2 separate regions of the Homo sapiens genome follow, and region 2 is linked to region 1. The links are chromatin loops, found by intact Hi-C in ENCODE. Cell type or tissue: endothelial cell of umbilical vein. All regions are shown on one strand.

Region 1 (8,000 bases):
CACTTGCCTGTGGTCCCAGCTACTCAGGGGACTGAGGTGGGAGGACTGCTTGAGCCTGAGAGGTTGAGGCTGCAGTGAGCTATGATCACACCACTGAACTCAAGTCTGGATAACAGAGCAAGACTTTGTCTCAAAAATAAATATATAGAAAACAAAGATGAGGGGGAAGATAATTTAAGGCAAAAGAATCCCAAGTTGCAAAGGCCCTGGGGTTCAAACGGCTTGGTGTGTTCTCCAAGGAGCCAGGAGGCTGATGTGGCTTCAGGGGTGGATGACTGCAGATTGCATAGGGCATAGGGAGCCAAGCTAAGGAGCGGGGAATGTGTCCAGGTGCAGCGGGAAGACTTTGGAGGATTTGAAGAGGTGGGAGACATTATTTGATTTATGTTTAAGATCACTCTGGGCCAGGTGCAGTGGCTCACACCGGTAATTCCAGCACTTTGGGAGGCTGAGGCCGGCGGAACTCTTGAAGTCAGGAGTTCGAGACCAGCCTGGCTAACATGGTGAAACCCCGTCTCTACTAAAAATAAAAAAGAATCGCTGGAGCTGGGCACGGTGGCTCACGCCTGTAATCCTAGCGCTTTGGGAGGCCAAGGCAGGTGGATTGCCTGAGCTCAGGAATTCGAGACCAGCCTGGGCAACACGGTGAAACCTCGTCTCTACTAAAATACAAAAAATTAGCTGGGCGTGGCAGCGTGCGCCTGTAATCCCAGCTACTTGGGAGGCTGAGGCAGGAGAATTGCTAGAACCCGGGAAGCGGAGGTTGCAGTGAGCCAAGATCGTGCCACTGCACTCCAGCCTGGGCGACAGAGCAAGACTCCGTCTCTAAAAAAAAAATAATAAATAAATAAATCGCCTGGCTCGGTGGTTCACACCTGTAATCCCAACACTTTGAGAGACCAAGGCGGGCAGATCACCTGAGGTCGTGAGTTGGAGACCAGCCTGACCAACACGGAGAAACCCTGTCTCTACAAAAAATACAAAATTAGCCGGGCGTCCTGGCGCCTGCCTGTAATCCCAGCTACTCGGGAGGCTGAGGCAGAAGAATGGCTTGAACCCGGGAGGCGGAGGTTGCGGTGAGCCGAGATCGCGCCATTGCACTCCAGCCTGGGCAACAAGAGTGAAACTCTCTCTCTCTCTCTCTCTCTCTCTCTCTCTCTATATATATATATATATATATGTATATATATGTATATTTGTATTTTATTTTGTATATATATACAAAATATTTGTATTTTATTTTGTGTATATATAAATATATATACATATATTTGTATTTTATTTTGTGTGTGTATATATATATATATACACAAAATAAAATACAAATACAAAAATTAGCTGGTGTGGTGGCAAATGCCTGTAGTCCCAGCTACCTGGGAGGCTGGGACAGGAGAATCGCTTGAACCCGGGAGGCGGAGGTTTCAGTGAGCCGAGATCGCGCCACTGCACTCCAGCCTGGGTGTCACAGCAAGACTCCATCTCAAAAAAAAAAAATGTCACTCTGGTTCCTTTGCTGAGAATTTGTTGGGAGAGTGGGAGAAATAGGGAGGAAAGGCATTAATTCTCCAGAGAGAAACCCAGGATCTGGGGCTCTTGCAGGCTTAGAGCTGGCCTGGAAGGGGCTGGTTAGCCAGCCTGATTCTGCAGGAATGTCTGAGGTCTCAACCTTCGTTTCCCCAGTAGGTATTGTCTTCCCAGTGCCCAGATCTGCCCTCAGGAGGCAGATCCGCTGCACCTCTGCCCGCTGCACGCTACATTCCCATTTCACAGAGCAGCAGACTGAGGCTCAGAAAGGGTGACTGGTCTAAGCTCATGTGTCTGGGCAAGGAGAGGAGGCAGAGAGCCAAGTCCCCTTGGGCGCTGAGCCCAGTGCTGGGTGCTGGGGTGATCTAGAGATGTGCCTCATTCAGACTTTGGTTTTTCTTTTTTTTTTTTTTGAGACAGAGTCTTGCTCTGTCGCCCAGGCTGGAGTTCAGAGGCGCGATCTCAGTTCACTGCAACCTCTGCCTCCCAGGTTCAACAGACTCTCCTGCCTCAGCCTCCGGAGTAGCTGGGATTACAGGTGCGTGCCACCACGCCCGGTTAATTTTTGTATTTTTTAAGGTCGAGGCGCGGTTTCACCATGTTGGCCAGACTGGTCTCCAACTTCTGACCTCAAGTTATCTGCCCACCTTGACCTCCCAAAGTGTTGGGATCACAGGCGTGGCCACAGCGCCCGGCCGACTTACCCTTATTTTAATGCAGTTGATTTAACTGTACGATTACAGAATTTACCTGTAATTTTTTTGTTCATGTCAGAAGAGTAATGTGCCGATGTCGTAACAAGGTTTGAGGGAGGCACATCTCACGCATGCGCGTGAACACCCAATCATCCCGCTTAGAAACTACAAAAGGATCTAGCTGTAAGTTTAAATTATGGCTTCGTGTAACAATAACCAGCTCACAAATCCCTGAATTTTTAATGACCTGCACATCAGTGTCCCACCTGTGGGCTGTTCTGTGTGGTAGAGCCCACGTTGTGCTGGGGCGGGGAGCGGGCTCAGAAGCCTGCCATCTAAAGTCTAGACACTTCACTTTATTTGAATTGATGAAAATTCCGTTACGTATGAGCAAAGGCATATGAAGAAAACAAAAAAACAAAAAACAAGAAATAAGATTAAGCTCCCTTCACTCTCAATTTTAATCAGCCCAGGCCTCCCCCATTCCAGAAATTTGGACCGACCCTGACTCCGCCCCAACCTGTTCTAGCACCGCCCCTTCCCCCGCCGGCGCCGTCGTCATGACAACCGCGTCCACACGCCCTCTTCTCCTAGGTGTGGGGGAAGGCTGGCCCTCAGTGCTCCCATTGGCCAAAAGTTTGTAGAGGGCGGGCCTCGCTCACTCTCATTGGTCAGTTGCTCGCTGTGGTCCCATCCCACATGCTTCCATTGCTTGATTCCTCGAAAAGGGCGGGGACTCTGGGCAGCGGTTGTGGAGTGCCGCGGGTCCACAGTGCTGCACTGAGCAGAGAGGAAGGGGCGTCCCGGGATATTTGGAGGATAAAGGTGTGGGCAAGGTATCATGTGGAGGCAAAGGGGCGAGAAGTGAGGGGCGGTGAGAGGGGAGCGGGGCGGGCAATGTGTGCGATTCCCAGAATGTCTTTTCCGCAGGGTGATGACCACACCTGCCGGCTCCGGCAGCGGCTTCGGCTCCGTGTCCTGGTGGGGCCTGTCCCCGGCGCTGGACCTGCAGGCTGAAAGTGAGTCCCAGCACGCAAGGTCTGATACACCGTCTGCCTTCCCAGCCTGAGCAGACGGCCTTTTAGAGCTCGTAGTCCCAGCGTCGGTGGCAAGGGGGGCGCTAACGTTCTCCAACGCTCCAGCGGCAGAGGGCGCGCTCCCAGGGGCAGCCCCGAGGTCCTGTCTGCGGACTGCGAATCCCAGAATACTCAGAGGAAACACCTCCCCTTAGAACCTAGGCCACGGGCGGAACGCCTACTGGGATTTGTAGTCCATTTTTTATAGGGGATGCTACGGTGGACGCTCTGCCAACCACCATGGTGCCCCAGCCAGCTGTCATCTTGCCAGGTCCTCCTGTGGACCCAGACTCCCAGGCCGATACAGTGCACAGCAACCCCGAGCTAGATGTGCTGCTTCTGGGCTCTGTGGATGGACGGCACCTGCTGCGGACCCTGTCCCGAGCGAAGTTCTGGCCTCGCAGGAGGTTCAACGTGAGCTGGGATGAAGATGAGAGCCCAGATTCCCGAGTCCTTGAGGGAGGAAGGGATTGAAATTCTAAAACCTCAGGTCCAGGAATGAAGGGGCTGGAGACTCCTAGATCTGAGGGAGGCAGAAGCTGGGAGCGAACCGATGCGTCTTGGGGGAAGGAAGGGGCTGGGGTTTGGAACTCCTGGGTTCTATAGTGGGGAAGAGCTCGAGGATGAGGTCTTCTGAGTAATGGAAGGGAAGAGAGCTCTGGGGACACAGACTTCTGTGTTTGAAGGAAGAGGCTGGTGTACAGAACTCGGGTGTGTGGAAGGAGAGAGCTGAGGGCCTGCTCTCCTGGGTCTCCTAGGACCCAGGCAAACAGGTCTCAGAATTATTCTGCCCTGTCCATCCTTCTAGTTCTTTGTGCTGGAGAATAATCTGGAAGCTGTGGCCCGACACATGCTGATCTTCAGCCTAGCCCTGGAGGAACCGGAGAAGATGGGGCTGCAAGGTCTGTTGCTAGGACCCAGGCATTCTGACCGCTGGTCTCCTCCCCCTCCCTAGAGGGATTCTGGCATTTCAATGGTACAATTAAAAAGTTTGGTTATTTTCCTGGGAGGCGGAGGTTACAGTGAGCCGAGATCGCGCCATTGCACTCCAGCCTAGGCAACAAGAGCGAAACTCCGGCCGGGCGCGGTGGCTCACGCCTGTTAATCCCAGCACTTTGGGAGGCCGAGGCAGGAGAATGGCGTGAACCCGGCAGGCGGAGCTTGCAGTGAGCTGAGATCGCGCCACTGCACTCCAGCCAGGGTGACAGAGCGAGACTCCGTCTCAAAAAAAAAAAAAAAAAAAAAAAAAAGAGAGCGAAACTCCATCTAAAAACCAAAAATGTTTGGTATTTTCCAGTGTGGTACCTCTGATGAAAAAAAAAATCCAATATATTTATTGATGATGGTCCCCTCTGATGTAATTTGCCATCTTAGAGCCTCAGCTCCTCCTACCTGTAAAATGGGGCTAAATATAATACATCTTAGAGCCACTTAGAAAATTCCAGGAGAGGCTGGGTGCAGTGGTTCACACCTGTAATCCCAGCACTTTGGGAGGCTGAGGTGGGCAGATCACGAGGTCAGGAGATCGAGACCATCCTGCTCAACATGGTGAAACCCCGTCTCTACTAAACATACAACAATTAGCCGGGTGTGGTGGCAGGCGCCTGTAGTCCCAGCTACTCGGGAGGCTGAAGCAGGAGAATCACTTGAACCCGGGAGGCAGAGGTTGCAGTGAGCCGAGATCACACCACTGCACTCCAGCCTGGGCGACAAAAGCAAAACCTCCATCTAAAAAAAAAAGAAAGAAAGAAAAAGAAAACAGGTTTGTTTGTTTATTTATTTATTTATTTGAGGCAGAGTCTTGTCCCGTTGCCCAGATTGGAGTGCAATGGCACGATCTTGGCTCTCCATAACCTCTGCCTCCTGGATTCAAGCAATTCTCCTGCCTCAGTCTCCCAAGTAGCTGGGATTACAGGCATGCACCACCATGCCCGGCTAAGGTTTTGTATTTTTAGTAGAGCCGGGGTTTCACCATGTTGGCCAGGATGGTCTCGAGATGCTGACCTCAGGTGATCCGCCCGCCTTGGCCTGCCAAAGTGCTAGGTTTACAGGCGGGTGCGATCACACCCGGCCCCAAGAAAAGAGGTTTAATTGACTCACAGTTCCACAGGCTGTACAGGGAGTATGGCTGGGAAGGCCTCAGGAAACTTACAATCATGACAGGAGGCGAAGGGGATGCAGGCATCTGTTCCACGGCAGGAAAAGGGGCAAGAGAGGCAGTGGGGAAGAGGCGCACACTTGCAAATAACCAGATTTTGTGGGAACTCACTATCACGAGAACAGCAAGGGAGAAATCTGCCCCTGTGACCCAATCACCTCCCACCAGGCCCCGCCTCCAATATTGGGGATTACAATTCAACATGAGATTTAAGCAGGGACACAGATCCAAACCATATCAGTCATTAATGACCCAGGGAATTCAGAGTACATTGCACAGTACAGATTGTTCAAAGTTCTTAAACAGTTAGAACTAAACTGATCTATTTTACTAAAGGCACATAGTTCTCTTCTATTAAGTTCTTAAACAACTAACATGAAACTATTTGTATGTCTATGTGTATATATATTATATGCAAAGGTATATACAGTCATCCCTCAGTAACACTGGGGACTGGTTCCAGGACCCCTGCAGATACCAAGATCCAAGGATGCTCAAGTCCCTTATAAAATTGTATAGTATTGCCAGGGGCGGTGGCTCACGCCTGTAATCCTAACACTTTGGGAGCCTGAGGTGGGAGGACTGCTTGAGACCACGAGTTTGAGACTGGCCTGGTCAACATAGTGAGACCCCGTCTCTACAAGAAATAAAATATTGGCCGGGCGCGGTGGCTCACGCCTGTAATCCCAGCACTTTGGGAGACCGAGGCAGGCAGATCACGAGGTCAGGAGATCGAGACCATCCTGGCTAACACGGTGAAACCCCGTCTCTACTAAAAATACAAAAAAAAAAAAAAAAAAATTAGCCGCCGGGCGCGATGGCTCACGCCTGTAATCCCAGCACTTTGGGAGGCTGAGGCGGGTGGATCACGAGGTCAGGAGATCGAGACCATCCTGGCTAACACGTGAAACCCCGTCTCTACTAAAAATACAAAAAATTAGCCGGGTGTGGTGGCGGGCGCTTGTAGTCCCAGCTACTCCGGAGGCTGAGGCAGAAGAATGGCGTGAACCCGGGAGGCGGAGCTTGCAGTGAGCCGGGATCGCGCCACTGCACTACAGTCTAGGCGACAGAGCGAGACTCCGTCTCAAAAAAAAAAAAAAAAAAAAAAAAAAAAAAGAAAAAGAAAAGAAAAAGAAATAAAACATTAGCTGGGTGTGGTAGCTAATGCCTAGCCCCAGCTAGCTGGGAAGCTGGAGGAGGAGGGTCCCTTAAGCTCAGGTGGTCGAGGTAACAGTGAACTATGATGGCACAACTGCATTCAGCCTGGGCAACAGAGTGAGACACTGTCTCAAAACAAAAAAGATGTACTTACAAATAGCCTGTACACATGGTCCCATACACCGCAAATCATCTCTAGATTACCTATAATATGTAATACAATGTAAATGCTTACACCATATTTTACAATTTGTATTATTTTTTACTGTTGTGTTGTTATCTTTTCCCCCAAATATTCTCTGTCTGCGGTGAGTGTGGAATCTGCAACTCTAATTCCCTCTTCTAGGTGGTTATTTATTTATTTATTTTAGAGGCGGAGTCTCACTCTGTTGCCCAGGCTGGAGTGCAATGGCATGATCTCGGCCCATTGCAACCTCCGCCTCCGGGTTCAAGCGATTCTCCTGCCTCAGCCTCCCGAGTAACTGGGATTACAGGCGCCCGCCACCATGTCCGGCCCTGTTCTTCATGTAGTTTTTGGGATGCGTGGGGAGTTTGCGGGGGTTCATTGTTTTCATTAGATGACTATGACATAATAACATATTAAGGGTGTAATTTCTGGGCTCCCTCCTCCACACATTCCCGCAATTATCTCCCTCTCTCCGTAGAGCGAAGCGAGACCTTCCTGGAAGTGTGGGGGAACGCGCTGCTGCGCCCGCCAGTGGCCGCCTTCGTGCGTGCCCAGGCCGACCTGCTGGCGCACCTGGTCCCCGAGCCCGACCGCCTGGAGGAACAGCTGCCCTGGCTCAGCCTCCGCGCCCTCAAGGTGCCGCCGCCCGGCCTCCATCTGGGATCGGGTGGCCGCGGGAATAATGGAAGCGCACAGTCCAAAGGACGTGCGTTGATGGAGCAGGCGGCGGGCTAGGGGGTTCGAATCCCAGTTCCCCGACTCCCACTGTGGGATTTGGCCTGGGGGCAGGAGGTGGCTTCTGCTTTCGGAGCCTCAGTTTTTCCATCCGAGAAACGGGGGAATCGTTCCCCTGTTCTGGGATGGAAGAGAGGGTCAATTAGAATCCGCTCTCCCTGCATCCCTCTCTGCCTTCCTCTGTCCCACCGCGTGCCTGGCCCCGCAGTTCCGCGAGCGGGATGCCCTGGAGGCCGTATTCCGCTTCTGGGCTGGCGGCGAGAAAGGGCCCCAGGCGTTCCCCATGAGCCGCCTCTGGGACTCGCGCCTGCGCCACTACCTGGGCTCCCGCTACGACGCCCGGCGCGGTGTCAGCGACTGGGACCTGCGCATGAAGCTGCATGACCGCGGGGTGAGGGGCCCAGGAGAGGGGCTGGGGGCCTGGACCCCTGGGTCTGAGGGAGGAGGGGCTGGGGGCCTCCTGAGTC
Region 2 (8,000 bases), 440 kb before region 1:
TAGCAATTAATGAAAATGAAAACACAACATACCAAAGCTGAGGAGGTGCAGCCAAAGCAATGCTCAGAGGGAAATGCACAGCTGTGAATGTCTATCTTGGTATTTGTGGAATGAACAAAGCGATGAGACTAAGCTGATCAAACTCCCAGAGGAACGGAGGGGGACATGTAGCAGAAATGGAGCTAAATGATCCCAGGAATTCCTGGGAGAAGCAATTCTGGGGACAGTGATGTTATGAGGAGGGCACTGAGGGCAGGGTGTGGAGATGCTGAAGGGGATACATCAGTGGTGGACAGAATTGATCAGGCTTATGATAATCTCCACTAGGAAACCAGAAACATTCCCTCTTTCATACAACTCAAGCCTAAACTGGTATCTTTTTAAGAGGGGATGTCATAGGAGGGTTTTATGCAGAGAGAAGCATGATGGGGAGGGACCCACCCCTCCACCACCACCACCAAGGGACAGGAGTCCCACAGCAAGTGTATTAACGGTTCACATTTATTGTTTGACCAGTTTGATATTTGTTATTGCCTGGAGGCAGCACAGTCCTGTACCATGACTGGGCCCATCTTATAAGTGGGGAAACTGAGGAGCAGCATGGGGAAGGCATTCCTCCAAGGTCATGTGGCCAATAAAGAGGAAAGCAGGTAACTGATTCCAGGTCTTTCTGATGCCAGACTGTGGGCCGTTCTGCTGCAACAACGCTGCCTTGTGATGAAATTCTGGTTTGTTAATAAAGAGTAACGTGCGCATATAACACTGGATGTGTGCTTTCTACCAGCCCAGCACTCTTGTAACTCTGATGTGTGTGAGCTCAACGAATCCTCCCAGTAACCCTAGAAGATGGTTACAAGCATTGACTCTGAAATACAAAGGAAGAGACTGAGGGCCAGAGAGATAAATTAAACTTCCAAAGTCAGGCCAGGCATGGTGGCTCATGCCTGTAATGCCAGCACTTTGGGAGGCCGAGGTGGGTGGATCAACTATAGTCAGGAGTTCGAGACTAGCCTGGCCAATATATAGTGAAACCCCGTCTCTACTAAAAATAAAAAAATTAGCCGGGTGTGGTGGTGCACACCTGTAGTTCCAGCTAGTGGGGAAGCTGAGGCAGGATAATTGCTTGAACCCAGGACACAGAGGTTGCAGTGAGCTCACGCCACTGCACTCCAGCCTGGGTGACAGAGTGAGACTCTGTTTCTCAAAAACAAACAAACAAACTTCTAAAGTCACATTGTTAACTAGTGGCAGGGCCAGTGGTTGAAGAAAGGCAGCAAGGCTCCAGAGTCCCATCACATGCTGTCTTTCGGTATTTCTCCCTCCAAAATGAAGGAGGACCCCCGCCCCCAATCCCACTTCATACTGGAAACATGCATTGCTCCACCCATCTCCCTGCCAACAAATCCCAAGTCTCTTGGCTTGACCCAAGACCAGAACAAGTCACCAACATTTGTTGACCTCTAACAAGCATTGTACTTAGGTGCCTTATGTGGCTTGTTTCATTCAAACTTCACAACAAATGTGTTATTATTATTCCCATTTTACTGACAGGAGGACTATAACCAAAGCATGTCTATCCTCGGTCCCAAACCAAACAGTAACCCCATCTCATTCAAAAGCCACAGTCCTGACTGGGCACGGTGGCTCACGCCTGTAATCCCAGCATTTTTGGAGGCCAAGGCAGGCGGATCACCTGAGGTCGGGAGTTTGAGACCAGCCTGACCAACATGGAGAAACCCCATCTCTACTAAAAATACAAAATTAGCTGGGCGTGGTGGCACATGCCTGTAATCCCAGCTACTCGGGAGGCTGAGGCAGGAGAATCACTTGAACCCGGGAGGCGGAGGTTGCAGCGAGCTAAGATCACACCACTGCACTCCAGCCTGGGCAACAAGAGCGAAACTCCTTTTCAAAAAAAAAAAAAAAAAAAGCCACAGTCCTTACAATGACCTCCACAGTCTCCTGGCTGCTCTTCCCATGTGCCCACTCTATTCCTGCTGCAGGGCCTTTGCGCTGGCTGTTGCTGTTGCCTGTAATATTCTGACTCTCAGGCAACCATCTCGCTCACCCCTTCACCTCCTCCCCATCTTTGGTCAACTGTCTTCTCAATGAGCCTCTCAGTAACCAATGACCTGTCACCCAGGCCCACATCCTCATCTCCCTAACCCTGCTTCATTTCTCTCCTTACTGCTCAGCATCATTTATAACCTCACATAATCTACTTCTTTGCCTTGATTTTGTTGGTCTCCCCATCCAGATGATCGGCTTCCTGAAGGCAAGGATTTTTATCTCTTGCTCACTGTTCCATCCCCAGGACCTACAACAGTTCCTGGCTTGATACATTTTTGTTTGAAGAAGTGAATGAATGAGGCTAGGAAAGGAGGGAGTGATTTGCTCAAAGCTGTGAACCCTAGTGGAATCCAGGGCTCATCCTCCCAATCACTTCGCTCCTGGGGTTAGGGCGCTGTTAAGAGCAGCCCCCAAGTGGGCCACAGTTGTCCAGGAGAAGGGGAATTTTTACTCTTGTATAACTTTTTGGTGTGTGGCTTTTGGGAGGGACAAGATGACAAGACATAGGAAAATCCTGGGGGAGGCCATCCTGAACCACAGCCCCCCAGGTCTATCTCTTTATCCCGTGATATTCTGAACACGCACATATACTCTTGGTTTTTGTTTTTATTTTTTTTCACTGCAGCCTCGAACTCCTGGGCTCAAGCAGCCCTCCCACCTCAGCCTCCTGAATAGCTGGGGACTACAGGTGCCCACCAACCACACCCAGCTTTTTTTTTTTTTTTTTTTTTTTCCTGTAAAGACAGGGTCTCACTATGTTGCCGAGGTTGGTCTTGAACTCCTGGCCTCCAGCGATCCTCCCACTTTGGCCTTCCCAACTGCTGGGATTACAGGCATGAGCCACCTCGCCTGGCCTGTATTTTGTCTTTTAATCATCTGCCCCCTCAACTAGCATATCCACTCCATGAGGACAGGGATTCTTGTCTATTTTGTTCTCTGTTGTACCCCCAATGTAAAGTAGGTGCTCATTAAACAGTTGTTCAACCAGTGTTTACGAATGAACGTATGAATGAATGAAGAACATTCTGGGCTCGGTAGAGCTGACAAAGGCTAGATAATTTATCCCAGTGCCCTCACCTCCAAAGCCTTTTGAGACCAAAGCTTCCTTCCTCTTGTTCTTGCCTTCAAATCTTCCACTCCACCCTCACCGGCCTCCCCTGCTGCTCCTCCACTCACCGTGCTCACCGCCACTTCAGGGCCTTTGCACTTGTTGTTCTTGCTGCCTGCTCACCCAGATCTTTGCATGGCTAAGCTGCCACTTGTAATTCAGCTTTCACCTCTAAAGTAGTTCATCAGGCTCTCAGAGAACCCACAAAACCCCGTGTATCTTTGTCGACTCGTGTCTGATCAACTAGACTGTGAGACCCCGCACAGTGAGAACACTGTGTGTATCGACCCCCTTCGTGGCTGTATATTATACCCTTCAGCTAGAATAGTGAATATGCGTTCAACGCAGAAGGAATGCCTACGAGAAAAGAAGTCACACCCTAGTGAAGTCCAGGGTCTTCCCTAGGGAGTCCAGGACGATAGCCTGAGAGCTGGGTGAGAAGCTGCAGGTCAGGGCAACAGTTGTTCACGCCATAGGAAGAGGATGAGGCACATTCTGGGAAGGAAGGCTTCACCGCCTCACTGCGGGACACTGTTCTGTGGCAGAAGTAATGAAGACGGGCTGACCGCGATGAGGGTGGGGTGAGAGGAGGTACGGGAGTATGTCATGGGAGCCTGGAGCTAAGCAGGCGGATATTTCTACCTGAGGCGGGAGAGGATGTGAGTGTGAAGGAACTCTAGAGGGAGCTGTGCCGCTGCGATGGGGGGGTGGCTTTGAAAGGGGCATTCTTAAGGGGAATCACTGGAGGACCTGCAGAAGGGAAAAAGGCATTCTTGGTGCTGACCAGAATAGAAAGTATTTTCACACCCACGAAGGGGCGTTCTGCTGGGGAGGGAGGTGGTCAGGGCCATTGGGGGCTGTTGCTGTATGGACAGAGATAACGGGGGACAGTTCTGCTGCAAGGCACTAAGGAAACACTCTGGGGAGAATTATATAGAGGATACTAATAAGAGGGTTCACGAGCAGCTGCCCTACATGGGGAGGGGCAATGCTGATGGCATCTGGAGGCTGACCTGGAGGAAGCAATGACGGGGAGCGCTATGTGGAGGGGATCCTACGAGGAGGTATCATTTGGGGGCCCTGGCAGCCGTTTAGGGGATCGCCACGAATGAAAGCGCTTTGGCAGCCATCCTAGCTGGGGGCGTTCATGGGGGAGCTATCTGCAGTGATCCTACCGGGGAGCAGTGATTGGGGGTCCCTTGGCAAGGGCCCGGCGGGAGCTGCACTGACTTGCTAGGGGTTGGGGGACGTTCTGGGGACCACAGCGGGCCAGGGCGGGGCCCCCCGCCCCCGCTGCACCCGGGCCCCCGGGCCACGCACCCCGTCACTCACCGGCGCCGGGGTCTCCGCCGGGAGGAGGCCGAGGAGGCGGAGGAGGCGCCGCCGCTCCGGGGAGACCCGAGGGCCCGACCGGAAGTGCCGCCCCCTCCCCCCTCCCCGGCAGCCCCGCACCGCCCGCCTGCCCGCCCGCCCGGAAGCGGAAGTCGCGCCCGTTCCCGAGGCGCCGGCGTGGAGGATCGGAAAGAGGAGGCGGTGGCGGGGACCAGGAGGGGGGAAATGCGCTTGCGCACTGACTCGGGGACGCGAGCAGTGAAAGCCCGGGCCGATTCCGGTGGGCGAACTGAGCCAGGTGCGCCTGCGCTTTGAATGCCCGCCTCTTCTACGGGAACCCCGCGACACGCTCTGGGCGTCCGGTTAAGCCACACCTCCGGCTCGGGTCTCACACTGAAGCCCCGCCCCCTGGCCCTGAACCACGCCCATCTCACAGCGTGATTATAAGCCCCCTACTGCCTCAAAGTCTGTCTTCGTCCCCTCGCCCTCATGCAGTTTCTCCTGTTCTTCCCCCTCTCCAAGCTCCCACTCTCTGGAACTTCACCCCTCCCTAGGCCCCGCCCCCTCCATCCAAGCCCCGCCCCTTCACCCCATAGCATTTAAGTTGCACCTCGTGACTTTTGAGTGCCTCCCACCTCTAAAGCATTCTTTTAAATCGGTGGTTGTCAAGGATAGTTGGGAGGCCAGCAGCATCCGGCTGCCTGCTCAGACCATGCGGAATAGAAGCCCTGGGGTTGGGGGTCTAGGGATCCGTGTTTTGAAATACTCTGATTCTGCTGCATGCTGGTCAAGAGCCATGGATTTACCACACTTGACACTGCCCGCTCATATAATCGCTATAATCCCGGCTCCCAACTCAGCCCCATCCCAAACAGCCAAACCCAGACCCATTCAGCCCCTCCTGCTAAGCTTCCACTCTCCCAGGAACTTCCCTTAGATTAAGTACTTCCTTCTCTCCCCATCGCCTCCATAGCAGTCGTGCGCCCCCATCAGCACCTTCTAAGTCCCACCTCCAATACCCTGTTCCCTCAGAGTTTCTCCTTTAAGCCCCGGCCCCCGGCCCTCGGCCCTGAACCACGCCCACCTCAGAGCTGAATTATTATAAGCTCCGCCCCTCACCTTAAAATCCGTTCTCTTGGCCTGGCGTGGTGGCTCACGCCTGTAATCCCAGCACTTTGGGAGGCCAAGGCAGGCGGATTGCTTGAGCACAGGAGTTCAAGACCAGCCTGGGCAATATGGCAAAACCCCGTCTCTACAAAAAAAAAAAATACAAAAATTAGGCTGGACGCGGTGGCTCACGCCTGTAATCCCAGCACTTTGGGAGGCCGAGGCGGGTGGATCACGAGGTCAGGAGGTCAAGACCAGCCTGGCCAAGATGGTGAAACCCCGTCTCTACTAAAATTACAAAAATTAGCCAGGCGTGGTGGCGGGCGCCTGTAATTCCAGCTACTCGGGAGGCTGAGGGAGAGAACTGCTTGAACCCGGGAGGCAGAGGTTGCAGTGAGCCAGATTGCCCCACTGCACTCCAGCCTGGACGACAGCAAGACTCCGTCTCAAAAAAAAAAAATTAGCTAAATATGCTGGCGCCCGTCTGTAGTCTCAGCTACTCCGGAGGCTGAAGCAGGAGGGTCGCTTGAGCCTGGCAGGTCGAGGCTGCAGTGAGCGGTGATAGGGCCACTGCACTCCAGCCTGGATGACAGAGCGAGACCCTGTCTCAAAAAAAAAATTATCCGTCCTCCTTGCCCCACTCTCACGCAGTTCCTCCTGTTCTTCCCCAGCTCCAAGCCCCTACTCTCTATTAGATCAACTCTATCCATCCTCTTTAAACCGCTCTCACTTTCTGCGGACCAACCCCTAAACCTCTTTAAGCCCCACCCAACTCTAACCCTCTTCTAAGCCCCCGCCCCAGGTCCCAGCCTAACTGCCCCGCAATCTCAGCCCCACCCCTCGCTCCTTAGCCCCGCCCCAATCCACACCCCTTATCTCTAAACCTTACCCAGACCGTCCTGCTCATACCTTTGTCTTAATTTTTCCTTCCAAACAGTAGGTCCTCAGGACAAGGAGGTGGGGCAAAGTGGCTGCAGAATTTCTGGGAATTGGCTAGGAGAGAGGCGGTCGGACCTACAGTCAGGTCTGCATGGAAGGTTCAATGTTTTTAGTTAGATTGGATGTGTACTGGGAATACAGCTGACCCTTGAACAACAGGGGTTTGAACTGCAGGTCCATTGAGAGGCGGACGTTTTTTCACCCAAACACCGGTGGAACATACAGTATACGAAGGGCGGATTTTCCTACATCCGCGGGTTCCGCAGGGCCCACTGCTGGACTTGTGTATGCCCAGATCTTGGTATCTGCGAGGTTCGTGGAACCAATTCCCCGCGGACTCCGAGGGACCCATGGACTTTGGGGTCTGATGGAGATGGGGAAGGGGCCAAGGTTCCCCCCAAAACCATTCTTTGGCGAGCACCACGCTCATGAGGCACAGGAAGTGGGGTCCTCTCCAATTCCCCGCACTCCCGACAGGACGGTGTAGCCGAGGAAGAACATTTGAAGGCAGGAGAGGATGGCATCCCGGCACGGAACACACACAGGCAGCCAGCAGGCAGAGATTTATTTCCACAGCCCCTGCCTCCAAGGGTCTGTTAGTCTGGGGGAGGGGGGCTGAAGGCAGCTGGACCCCAAAGTTTAGGTCTCCACCCTCCACCTGCTCCCACAACGGGAAGACCACCGGAAACAAGGGTGTCCCGGCCCCCTGGCTCAGGCCCAGCACCAGCCAAACTCCCTGCTCTAAACCTGGCCCAGGGAGCGATGGCCGGGGGTGTGGGTCAGGCCGGCTCCCCTTTCCCCTCTGTCTCCTCCTCCTCCTCGGCCCCTGCTGTGGCCGGGATGCCCTCCTCGTCCCACGGCGGTTCAGACCCTGGATCTGGTGCACACAGGGGTACCCCCATGGCCTCCGGGTGCTTGCGCTTCGCATGGCGCCGGAGCGTGTTGGCCTCTGTAAAGCGCAGCCGGCAGATGGGGCACTGGTACGGGCGCTCCCCCGAGTGCACGCGGTGGTGGTGCGCCAGCTCGCCCGCCTCGCGGAAGCGGCGGGGGCACAGCGGGCAGCGGAAGGGCCGCAGGCCGGCATGGATGTTGCAGTGCCGCCGCAGGTGGCTGGAGCGCTTGAAGGTCTTGCCGCAAACCTTGCACTGGTGCGGCTTCAGCTCTGAGTGCGAGATGCTGTGGCGCTCCAGGTCGGAGAGGTAGGGGAAGGCCCGCAGGCACACCGGGCAGAAGTGTGGGGCCTTCCTGGGGCCAGAGCCCTCAGGCCCAGCCGCTGAACCTTCAGAGACCGTATAGGGCACACCCTGATCATCGATCAGGAGGAGGTCGCTCCCGCCACTGCTGCCTACTGGGGCTGTCACCCCCTGCACCTGCACCAGTGGGGGCTCCTGCCCTGACTTGGGGGGGCGGCCCCGCTTGCGAGGGAGGGAGGCCTTGAGTGTCC

Evidence for each region. Peaks named below come from ENCODE experiments on the same cell type or tissue, not always from the same donor. Only the 100,000 strongest peaks of a DNase experiment are listed, where the experiment ranks them.
Region 2: it touches region 1 in a loop (13-fold over the local background); 2 of 110 quality-filtered maps call a loop at or near these places.

Annotation. Positions count from the first base shown.
Region 1 is chr19:55,161,567-55,169,566 of GRCh38, reverse strand. DNAAF3 (dynein axonemal assembly factor 3) reads left to right here and starts at 2,954. Exons shown (of 12, transcript NM_001256715.2): 1 at 2,954-3,044; 2 at 3,150-3,238; 3 at 3,567-3,709; 4 at 4,104-4,197; 5 at 7,277-7,434; 6 at 7,742-7,924. The coding sequence starts at 3,154. It overlaps DNAAF3-AS1 (DNAAF3 antisense RNA 1), which reads right to left. Exons shown (of 4, transcript XR_007067345.1): 3 at 4,767-5,023; 4 at 2,663-3,748. It overlaps LOC124904795 (small nucleolar RNA U13), which reads right to left and starts at 2,396; the gene lies at 2,293-2,396. RefSeq lists a silencer at 3,343-3,574 and an enhancer at 7,889-8,000. In endothelial cell of umbilical vein, a CTCF peak has its summit at 3,365 (motif pointing right); DNase peaks (open chromatin) are centred at 2,866 and 3,396; H3K4me3 peaks cover 730 bases; H3K27me3 peaks cover 644 bases.
Region 2 is chr19:55,602,243-55,610,242 of GRCh38, reverse strand. It overlaps ZNF524 (zinc finger protein 524), which reads right to left. Exons shown (of 2, transcript NM_153219.4): 2 at 7,105-8,000. The coding sequence ends at 7,336. ZNF865 (zinc finger protein 865) reads right to left here and starts at 4,596. Exons shown (of 2, transcript NM_001195605.2): 1 at 4,511-4,596. RefSeq lists a silencer at 4,328-4,827 and enhancers at 4,871-5,422, 5,423-5,974, 7,078-7,628. In endothelial cell of umbilical vein, a CTCF peak has its summit at 3,832 (motif pointing right); DNase peaks (open chromatin) are centred at 3,912 and 4,832; H3K4me3 peaks cover 2,019 bases; H3K27ac peaks cover 1,729 bases.